Linked DNA regions of Homo sapiens: region 2 is linked to region 1. Evidence: read pairs that join two places in POLR2A ChIA-PET (ENCODE). Cell type or tissue: OCI-LY7. All regions are shown on one strand. Links, peaks and the distances in the headings refer to the core of each region. The heading gives the core; the rest is flanking DNA. Region 1 overlaps NUMB (NUMB endocytic adaptor protein). Region 2 overlaps PAPLN (papilin, proteoglycan like sulfated glycoprotein).

The links. Peaks named below come from ENCODE experiments on the same cell type or tissue, not always from the same donor. Only the 100,000 strongest peaks of a DNase experiment are listed, where the experiment ranks them.
Region 2: POLR2A ChIA-PET joins it to region 1 with 5 read pairs; 4 of 35 experiments call an interaction of 5 or more read pairs at or near these places.

What each region holds. Positions count from the first base shown.
Region 1 is chr14:73,412,771-73,418,150 of GRCh38, reverse strand. All of the region lies in intron 1 of NUMB (NUMB endocytic adaptor protein), which reads left to right. Among named protein-coding and RNA genes, the nearest start is that of NUMB, 43 kb to the left of the region's middle. In OCI-LY7, for the core only: CTCF peaks have their summits at 1,714 and 1,921; DNase peaks (open chromatin) are centred at 3,030 and 3,630; H3K4me3 peaks cover 647 bases; H3K27ac peaks cover 2,638 bases.
Region 2 is chr14:73,270,776-73,276,155 of GRCh38, reverse strand. PAPLN (papilin, proteoglycan like sulfated glycoprotein) reads right to left here. Exons shown (of 27, transcript NM_001365906.3): 27 at 1,533-3,661. The coding sequence ends at 3,492. It overlaps NUMB (NUMB endocytic adaptor protein), which reads left to right. Exons shown (of 13, transcript NM_001005743.2): 13 at 1-940. Among named protein-coding and RNA genes, the nearest start is that of PAPLN-AS1, 27 kb to the right of the region's middle. In OCI-LY7, for the core only: no CTCF peak of the experiment used is centred there; a DNase peak (open chromatin) is centred at 2,165; H3K4me3 peaks cover 710 bases; H3K27ac peaks cover 1,065 bases.

The DNA of each region.
Region 1 (5,380 bases), core at 282-5,281:
AAGGCTGAATATTCCATTTTATGTATAGACTACATTTTTTTTTTTTGAGACAGAGTCTTGCCCTGTCACCCAGGCTGGAGTACAGTGGCATGATCTCAGCTCACTGTGACCTCCGCCTCCTGGGTTCAAGTGATTCTCCTGCCTCAGCCTCCTGAGTAGCTGGGATTACAGGCGCATGCCACCATGCCCGGCTAATTTTTGTACTTTTAGTAGAGATGGGGTTTCACCATGTTGGTCAGGCTGGTCTCGAACTCCTGACCTTGTGATCTACCTACCTCATCCTCCCAAAGTTCTGGGATTACAGGCATGAGCCATGGCTCCCGGCCTAGACTACATTTTGTTTAGCCATTCATCCATCGGTGGACACTTAGGTTGTTTTCATCTTTTGGCTACTGTGAATGATGTTGCCTTGAATATTGGTGTACAAATATCTGTTTGAGTCTCTACTTTCAGTTATTTTGGGTATATACCTAGAAATGGAATTGCTAGAATATATAGTGATTCTATGTTTAATTTGAGTAACCACCATATGCTTTACTGATTTTGTTTTTTTACATTATAGATGTATTTTTAATCAATACATACCTTTTTTTTTTTTTGAGAGAGGGTCTCACTTTGTCACCCAGGCTGGAGTGCAGTGGCTCGACCTTGGCTCACAGTGAAACAGGAGAGTTTCCTGACCCCCTTCTGGGACTTGTGATAGCGGTATGGCTCAGTTGCCCCTCACTCAAACCCCTTACAGGAGGGGGAACATGCAGACAGGCAGGTGCAGGAGCCAGGGAGAGTGCTTTTGGGCTCCAGCCCCATGGTAGCGTCTAGGAGTGTGTTACAATTAATGCTCTTTTAGCAGTTGCCATCTACAGATGGCTAAGTGTGTAAGTCAGAGTGAAGCCTTTTACACTCTGCCCTCTTGTTACCTGAGTCCTTGTCTGGCATCCAGGAAGGATAAGGTCACACATGGACTTGAGGGTGGTGAATGCAGAGGTTTTATTGAGTGATGGAAGTGGCTCTCAGCAGGATGATGGGGAAGCTGGAAAGGGGATGGAGTGGGAAGATGATCGTCGCCTGGAATTCGGCCATCCTGTGACCGATCTCCTCTCCAGCCATCCCCAGCCAAACTCCTCTCAATGTTCAGATGCTCCTTCTCTTCTCCTCTGCCATGCCATTCTGCTGCTCTTCTGTTCTGCTCTTCTGCTTGTGGAGCCTGGGGGTTGGGGTTTCAATGGGTACAGGATAAGGGGGCGTGGTGGGCCCAAAGGCAACATTTAGGCACAAAAACAGGAATGCTTGTTCCCATTTAGGGCCGGCCTTTGCTGGAGAACTGCCCTCTTCTACCCTGTATTTCCCTGCCTGCTGTCTGTATTAACTGCAACCTCTGCCTCCCAGGTTCAAGTGATTCTCATGCCTCAGCCCCCCAAGTAGCTGGGATTTACAGGCATGTGCCACCACACCTGGCTAATTTTTGTATTTTTAGTAGATAAGGGCTTTTGCCACATTGGCCAAGCTGGTCTAGTACTCCTGGCCTCATGTGATCCTCCCTCCTTGGCCTCCCAAAGTGATGGGATTACAGTCTGAGTCACTGCCCTCAGCCTATACATACATATTTGCACACTTATTTATTTTGGATACATTTTCTAGAAGTGTAACTATTGGGTCAAAGGATGGGCATAATTTTGAAATGTGATTATTTTCTAAAGAGCTTTTATACTGATATGCCATTGTTGGATAAAGCCCTGCTAGTAGTGAATAGGAGTGCGCCCCCACAACCTTTAAACTTATTCTAACTGGCATAGTGATTCTAGTAAAAAAAAAAAAAAAGAAAAGAAAAAGTAAGAGTATTTACTGTGGTTTTTCCAACTAACATAATTTTTTCCCTTAAGCATATTTTGTATGGAGAATGTGTCAAATTTCGTTGTTTTGCAGGTCTCAATAAAGCTTGTATGTTGTGCTTAAGTTGCTCTTCTCTGATCTGTTCCTCTAGTGGCAGATACCTGGATGTAAACAATCTGGGTGTTCATTTATCTTCATGGAATTTACAAAAGACTTTTAATCTAGGAAGTGGCATAAAATGTCACAGTGGATATTAAATGTTTATCTATAGGGGAAAATTTGGCAAGCCAAATCTTTGAACCAACAGCCTTTAGTTGAGTTCTGTGAATTCACTGTGAAGTGCCAGCATTTCCAATTGTTTATAGAAATCTAGATTTTTTTTCTTTCTTTTGTAGTACTGTTTTAGAAATAATCTGTTTTCATATTTCCTCTTTATTATAAAACATAGCCTGCTCTAATTCTAAAGTATTGCATAATTACTACTAACATCCATTTATCATGGCTTCTTGACTAGCATCGTTGGAATATTGGTTTTCTTGAAAATAGTTACAAGAGGCCGGACGTGGTGGCTCACACCTGTAATCCCAGCACTTTGGGAGGCTGAGGAGGGCAGATCACTTGAGGCAGGGAGTTCGAGACCAGCCTGGCCAACATAGTGAAACCTCATCTCTACTAAAAATACAAAAATTAGCTGAGCGTGGTGGCTCATGCCTGTAATCCCAGCTGCTTGGGAGGCTGAGGCAGGAGAATTGCTGGAAGCTGGGAGGCGGAGGTTGCAGTAAGCCAAGGCCATCTCAAAAAAAAAAAAAAAAGAAAAGAAAAAATAGTTGCAAGACAGTAAGGAGAAATAGTTTATCGTGCTGGTATGGAGGCAGAAAGATGTGGAGTGTAATCATAGAAAAATGTGAAGTGTTACTTTAGTTATTTTGGCTATGTCATTGTTCATTTTGGTTATATCATTGTTCATTTTGGTCAAATAACATGTAAGGTGTTTTCACTAGTAACAATGTTGTTTCTTGCATATCTGAAAAGCCTTTACAAGACCTATTGTTATTCCTCTGTGTTTTGTTGGTATTTAGCTCTCCTTTTAACACAGTTGTTAAAACTGAAAGCAGAACATGAGAAGCAAGCACTACAGTCTGTTAAAGAATCAGACCAATGACGAAATGAAGTGAAACACATTGTTGGCTAAAAATAGCATTTTGCAAATTACATTTGAAGTTGGTTTGTTAGAGCATCTATTGGTAATGAAATTCAGCTGTTCTTATTCTGTGTTTTGTGTGTATTTTTAAAACATCATTATCAGCTGGGCGTGGTAGCGCACCTGTATCCCAGCACTTTGGGAGGCCGAGGCAGGCAGATCACAAGGTCAGCAGATCGAGACCATCCTGTCTAACACGGTGAAACCCTGTCTCTACTAAAAATACAAAAAAATTAGCTGGGCGTGGTGGTGGGCGCCTGTAGTCCCAGCTACTCGGGAGGCTGAGGCAGGAGAATAGCGTGAACCCGGGAGGCGGAGCTTGCAGTGAGCTGAGATCACGCTACTGCACTCCAGCCTGGGCAACAGAGCGAGACTCAGTCTCAAAACCCGCCCCCCCCGCACCCGCCCCCAGAAAAACCGGTCATTATCTGGGGGCCAGGCACGATGGTTCATGCCTATAATCCCAGCAAATTGGGAGGCTGAGAAGGGCAGATCGCTTTGAGCTCAGGAGTTCAAGACTAGCCTGGGCATCATGGTGAAACCCCATCTCTATGAAAAATTAGCTGGGTGTTGCTGGCTTGCACCTGTAGTCCCAGCTACTCAGGTGGCCGAGGCTAGAGAATTGCTTGAGCCAGGAAGCGGAGGTTGCAGTGAGCCATGATCACACCACTGCATTCCAGCCAGAGCGACAGAGTGAGACCCTGTCTCAAAACAAACACCCCTGCAACATTATCTGAAAGTAGATGGCCATGCAAAATGAGTTTCTCTTGCTTTTTAACTAGTTTTTCCTTTAAGACCATATAAGCCTTTCCTATAGTCTCTGAAAACTTAAGGCTGTAATACTTGGAATTAAGAGTAAATGAAGGCTGGGTGTGGTGGCTTACGCCTGTAATCCCAGCACTTCGGGAGGCTGAGGTGGGTAATCACTTGAGGTCAGGAGTTTGAGACCAGCCTGGCCAACATGGTGAAACCCCGTCTCTACTAAAAATACAAAAATATTAGCCGAGTGTGGTGGCATGTGCCTGTAGTCTCAGCTACTCAGGAGGCTGAGGCATGAGAATCCCTTGAACCCGAGAGGTGGAGGTTGTAGTGAGCTGAGATCGTGCCACTGCACTCCAGCCTGGGTGACAGAGTGAGACTCTGTATCAAAAAAAAAAAAAAAAGAAAAAACATTTGAGATAATTAAATTTAAAACAGTAAAATTCAGGTGTGACTGCTTAATATTATAATACTGCATTGGTTTGTGGGCTTTTAAAGGCAGGAACTGTATCACTGTGTTTAGCATACATAATAAAAGAACTCTTTGTTTTGTTTGTTTGTTTTTATTTTGTTTGTTTTGACTTGGAGTCTTGCTCTGTCACTCGGGCTAGAGTGTAGAGTGCAGTGGCACGGTCTGGGCAGTGGCGCAATCTCTGCTCACTGCAACCTCCACCTCCTGGGTTCAAGCGATTCTTATGCCACAGCCTCCTGAGTAGCTGGGACTACAGATGCGCACCACTAGGCCTAGCTAATTTTTGTATTTTTGGTAGAGACGAGGTCTTACCATGTTGGCCAGGCTGGTCTCGAACTCCTGACCTCAGGTGATCCACCCGTCTCGACCTCCCAAAGTGCTGAGATTACAAGCGTGAGCCACCATGCCCCGCCTTATTTTTTAGAAAAAGAATCAAATCATTAGAAGCAAATGTTCCCAGTTCTGGTAAAATCTGATTTTTAAATACAAAATTATTTAATTAAAAAATAGGCACAGTGGCTCACGCCTGTAATCCCAGCACTTTGGAAGGCCGAGGCGGGTGGATCACGAGGTCAGAAGTTAAAGACCAGCCTGGCCAACATGGTGAAACCCTGTCTCTACTAAAAATACAAAAATTAGCTGGGCGTGGTGGTGTGTGCCTGTAGTCCCAGCTACTTGGGAGGCTGAGGCAGGAGAATTGCTTTAACCCAGGGGAGGCAGAGGTTGCAGTGAGCCGAGATCACGCCACTGCACTCCAGCCTGGGTGACAGAGCAAGACTCTGTCTCAAAAAATAATAATAATAAATAATAAAAATAAAAATAATAAAAAATAAAAAATAGGCTCTGGAGTCAGACAGCCTGTTTTATTTTACTACTCTTTTAAAAACCCCATACCCACTACTTCGTATTTTTGTGATCTTGGAAGTTATTTGTGCCTCAGTTTTCCTAGTTATGAGAATATTTAATAGTTGCTTTTGGCAGGGCACAGTGGCTCATGACTGTAATGCCAAGGTGGGAAGACACTTGAGGCCTGGAGTTTGAAGCCAGTGTGGGCAACATGACAAGACCCTGCTTATAAAAAAATAAGAAGAATTGGCCAGACATGGTGGCACATGTCT
Region 2 (5,380 bases), core at 75-5,074, 140 kb after region 1:
CAAGAAGAGTGGTTTGTGCTCAGGCTGGGGAACAGAGAGGCACGCTATGCTGCCAGAATTCCCAGGAGGGCATATCAGCAACTGCCCAGCAGAGCTATATTTTGGGGGAGAAGTTGAGCTTCCATTTTGAGTAACAGAATAAATATTATATATATCAAAAGCCAAAATCTTTATTTTTATGCATTTAGAATATTTTAAATAGTTCTCAGATATTAAGAAGTTGTATGAGTTGTAAGTAATCTTGCCAAAGGTAAAGGGGCTAGTTGTAAGAAATTGTACATAAGATTGATTTATCATTGATGCCTACTGAAATAAAAAGAGGAAAGGCTGGAAGCTGCAGACAGGATCCCTAGCTTGTTTTCTGTCAGTCATTCATTGTAAGTAGCACATTGCAACAACAATCATGCTTATGACCAATACAGTCACTAGGTTGTAGTTTTTTTTAAATAAAGGAAAAGCAGTATTGTCCTGGTTTTAAACCTATGATGGAATTCTAATGTCATTATTTTAATGGAATCAATCGAAATATGCTCTATAGAGAATATATCTTTTATATATTGCTGCAGTTTCCTTATGTTAATCCTTTAACACTAAGGTAACATGACATAATCATACCATAGAAGGGAACACAGGTTACCATATTGGTTTGTAATATGGGTCTTGGTGGGTTTTGTTTTATCCTTTAAATTTTGTTCCCATGAGTTTTGTGGGGATGGGGATTCTGGTTTTATTAGCTTTGTGTGTGTCCTCTTCCCCCAAACCCCCTTTTGGTGAGAACATCCCCTTGACAGTTGCAGCCTCTTGACCTCGGATAACAATAAGAGAGCTCATCTCATTTTTACTTTTGAACGTTGGCCTTACAATCAAATGTAAGTTATATATATTTGTACTGATGAAAATTTATAATCTGCTTTAACAAAAATAAATGTTCATGGTAGAAGCTTTTGCCCATGAAGGGCTGTTCTTTCCCCTTTCCTTTATTAGTAAATGAATTTATTTTTCGTTCTTTTGGTCTTACTCTCCATTCTACTGCTGCTGTAAATCCCTAGTTTAGTGACTAGAAAAATACCCTTAAGATTCATATTTTCATTCATACTTTAATCCTGAGTGTATCTCTAAAGTCAGATTCTTGCTGCTCAAAGTGTGGTCTGTAACAGCAGCATGGACTTCACCTAGGAGCTGGTTAGAAATGCAGAATCTCAGCGGGGTGGGGCAGTGCTTCTCAACCTGGGCTATGCAATAGAATCACCTGAGGATATCTTTTTAAAATCCTAACGCCTGGCCTATATTCCAGACCAATTAAATCAAAATTTTAGTGGGGCAGGGGGACCCCCCAGGTTGTGTTTTTTTTTTTTAAGCTCGCAATATGGTAAAGTTGAGAACCACTGGCCTAGAATGAGTTTTACCTCTAATCTTAGCCCACTATTCTGTGACTGGTTCTATTAGAACTAGTTAGCTGCTAGCTAACCTCAAACTTACCTTCTGATGTGTTTATACCAATAGGCCAAAATCTGGTTTAATTAAACTGGGGATTTCAAAAAAGTGGCCTTTATTTTCCAATTTCTATAGCAAAACCAGCCATAAGTGAACATGGATGCTCTTCAATATTTTTCCAGTATTAAATGAAAAAAGACCTCTGCCCCAGCCCACATTTCCTTTGTTGAATGAGTAGAGAAGACTGAGAAGTATCACTCACCCGTGATGTGGTTTGTCCCTTTTCCAGCCAGTGTGTTGGTAATAAAAGTCACCTTTCAGAGCTTTGGTCCCTGTAATGCCCGTCTTTCCTGTGTCCAGGAATAACCTTTGCTACTAGGCAGTCCTCTGAAAGATTTGTAGAAGGTTAAAGTGGAAAGGGACTTGGAAGCTCATAGAATCCATGCCTCTTCTTTTAGCATCAAGGAATTAGAAGTCCTGAGAGATGAAGAATGTTGTCTTCCAACTCAAACCATTTCTGAAGCCATTTCCCTGTTACTGCATTGCCCACAACCCTTCCCCATTGCTATCCTCATCCTGCTAATGCTGTTTTTAATGACTGACAGTCTGATTTGTCTTTGGCAGCAAACATTTTGCTTCACAGATTCCTACTTAAGGAAGAGAGGGGCTCCTCATTGTCACTGTACAGAGCAGGCTGGTCAGCTTTACACAGGTGTCAGATGAACCGTCACAGCCAGATTTGCATGTTGGCCTCAGGAGGGCTTCAAGGTCCAACATCTCGACGTAAGGAGCGTTTCCAGTTCTTTCATGCTCAGATAACAGTGCTAACTGCAGCTGTTTCATCCCAAATCCCTATTTGAGGTCTTAACATCTATTCCATTTTGCCAACAAGGGTTATGCTGTTAACCCTCTGCACCAGATTTAGAGCTGACTGATGCACTGCCTAGAAGGGTGAGAGAGACTAGAGCAATGAACCATCGCTGATTTTAGCACAGAATACTTCCCTGATACAGCAGGACTTGGCATGCCCTTTAGAAAACAAACAGGTGTTAACTTTGAAATCATTACACATCTCCCTGCCCAGCTTTAAATTAAGTGGAACCCTGACAGCTAGCTTTAAAACACATTGATGGGCTGGGCACAGTGGCTCACACCTCTAATCCCAGCATTTTGGGAGGCCGAGGCGGGCGGATTACCTGAGGTCGGGAGTTCAAGACCAGTCTGACCAACATGGAGAAACCCCGTCTCTACTAAAAATACAAAATTAGCCAGGCATGGTGGCACATACCTGTAATCCCAGCTACTCAGGAGGCTGAGGCTGGAGAAGCGCTTGAACCCAGGAGGTGGAGGTTGCAGTGAGCCAAGATCGCACCATTGTACTCCAGCCTGGGCAAGAAGTGCGAAACTCTGTCTCAAAAAAAAAATAAAAAAAATGCATTGATGGCTGGGCGTGGTGGCTCATGCCTGTAATCCCAGCACTTTGGGAGGCTGAGGCGGGCAGATCATCTGAGGTCAGAAGTTCGAGACCAGCCTGGCCAACATGGTGAAACCCCATCTCAACTAAAAATACAAAAATTACCCAGGCATGGTGATAGGCATCTGTAATCCTAGCTACTCAGAAGGCTGACACAGGAGAATCAAGAACCCAGGAGACGGAGGTTGCAGTGAGCTGAGATCGCGCCATTGCCCTCCAGCCTGGGCAACAAGAGTGAAACTCTGTCTCAAAAAACAAACAAACAAATGCATTTAACTATTCCTGTGTAACAAATTATAAAGGGAAGCTGTAAAGTAAAGGTTTTTCTTATCCAAACAGATTGCTCTTCTTGAAAACAGCAGCCTGTGGTTATGTCAGAGATGCAAACACTGCTGAAGGCTACAGAGAGAAGCTGGTAACTGGCTGCCGTTGAGGCTAAACACTGGGTGGGTTTTTGAAAGAGCTAATGTATTCCAGAAGATAACTCCCTTTGCCAGCCAGAGAGAGGAAGCCAAGAGTCCATCTTCCTTTCTCCCTAGCCCTATGAACTATTTTGGACTGGGGCTGGAACTAGCCTTCATCCCTACTGCCAGATGGGCTGAGCGTGAGGCTGGAAACGTGAACAGCTGGCACAGCAGAAGCTGGAGTAATACTCATTGCCACAAAGCTGGGCCTGCAGGATCAAATCACAGTTGGCCAGCTCTGGCTGGTCGACGCAGTCCCTGCCAGGGTCCCTGGGCTGGGCGGTGGGTGCTGCAGAACGACAGGGGAGAGAGAAGGTGGTGAGGAAGCTCTGTGTATGCTGAAAATTCTCACCTGCCATTTCATTTCCTTCAAAGGAACACAGCATTATAACTGCCAGATTGAAAACGAAGTGCACTTACCCTGTAACCTTTTAACCATACGTACAAACTCTATGAGGGATGATGATTTCTACCTGTTTCTTGGCCTCACTTCAACATGCAGTGGTCCTCCCATTATTATTTGTGGCCTCAGCCCACTGAATAGCTCTTCCTAGACTCCCAAATATTTATTGACTGGATAATTAAACATCTCTTGAAGTTAACTCCTTATGTTTGAGACCTGAATTACTAAATGACAACTGTTCTTGCCTCTGGATTGGGAGAGCAGGTAGGATCAGCCCCAAGTAAAATTTTGAGTTAGCAAGAGCTCTTATCTTTTCCCTTTCTCTGCTGGGTTCCTCCAACCATCAAAGTTTTGTCCCTTCAATATCACCAGCTTATCTTAGTCACCTGGGTCCTCATCCTTCCAGTTTTTCACTTTCCCCAGAGGAAGCAATGCATATTAGACAAGGTAATAGGAAAACAGTCCTGTTAACGGTGGCTCTAATACTAACTACACTGAGAACAAAGCAAAGCCCTTGTTTTCTCTCCCTCTGAATTTACTAGGAACGTCTGTATCTCATAACTCCCTATTAAGTTTCATTCAGCTGGGTGTGGTGGCTCATGCCTGTAATCCCAGCACTTTGGGAGGCCAAGGCGGGCGGATCACGAGGTCAGGAGTTTGAGACCAGCCTGGCCAATATGGTGAAACCCCATCTCTACTAAAAATGCAAAAATTAGCCAGGCATGGTGGCGTGCCCCTGTAGTCCCAGCTACTCGGGAAGCTGAGGCAGAAGAATCGCTTGAACCCAGGAGGCAGAGGTTACAGTGAGCTGAGACCACACCACTGCACTCCAGCCTGGGTGACAGAGCAAGATTCTGTCTTAAAAAAAAAAAAAAAATTTCATTCTACTGCTTCATCTCTCTTCTGGAAGGGGTTCTTAAAACTCAGCTGACTTAGACCAGAGTGGTACCTTCCCTGAAGTCAGACCTCAAGCAGCCAGAGAAAGCTTATCTTTCTCTCTCCCCTTGTTTACTCACAAAATACCACTAAAAGACTGTACCTAGCAGCGAACAACCTTACAAACGTTTGGTATATTGGTATAACCAGACTATTACCTACCTAAATTTATATAGATAACAAAGCCATTAATGCATATTGTTTCTAAAAATCTGTAACTTTGGTATCAACTCTGAGCTGGTACAGCCCAAGACCCATCATAGTGGGAACTCAGCATAGTGATTAAGCACACCAGCTCTGGACCCATACTGCCCGGGCTCAATCCGGGCTCTGCCACTTGCCAGCTGGGTAACTCTGGGCAAGTTGCTTAAGCCCTTTATGCACATTTCTTCATCTGTGAAATGGGACTAATAACAGCAACAGCAACCTACTTCACAGCGATGTTGAGAAGTCCTCCCAGTAGAGCTATGTCCCTTTTACCTCAGCCTGACCACCCCAAGGCCTCCTACCCTGGTGCTAACACTGAAATTCAATGTGCCACCCAACCATGAGTAGGGCAGGGTCAGGCAGCCGCACACCGTATGACCCAACAAAAAATGAACAGGTGAGAGCAGCCAGCAGAGGACCGGAGGAGAGTGGCCAGACTGAGGCCATGTCTGTCCCATCTGG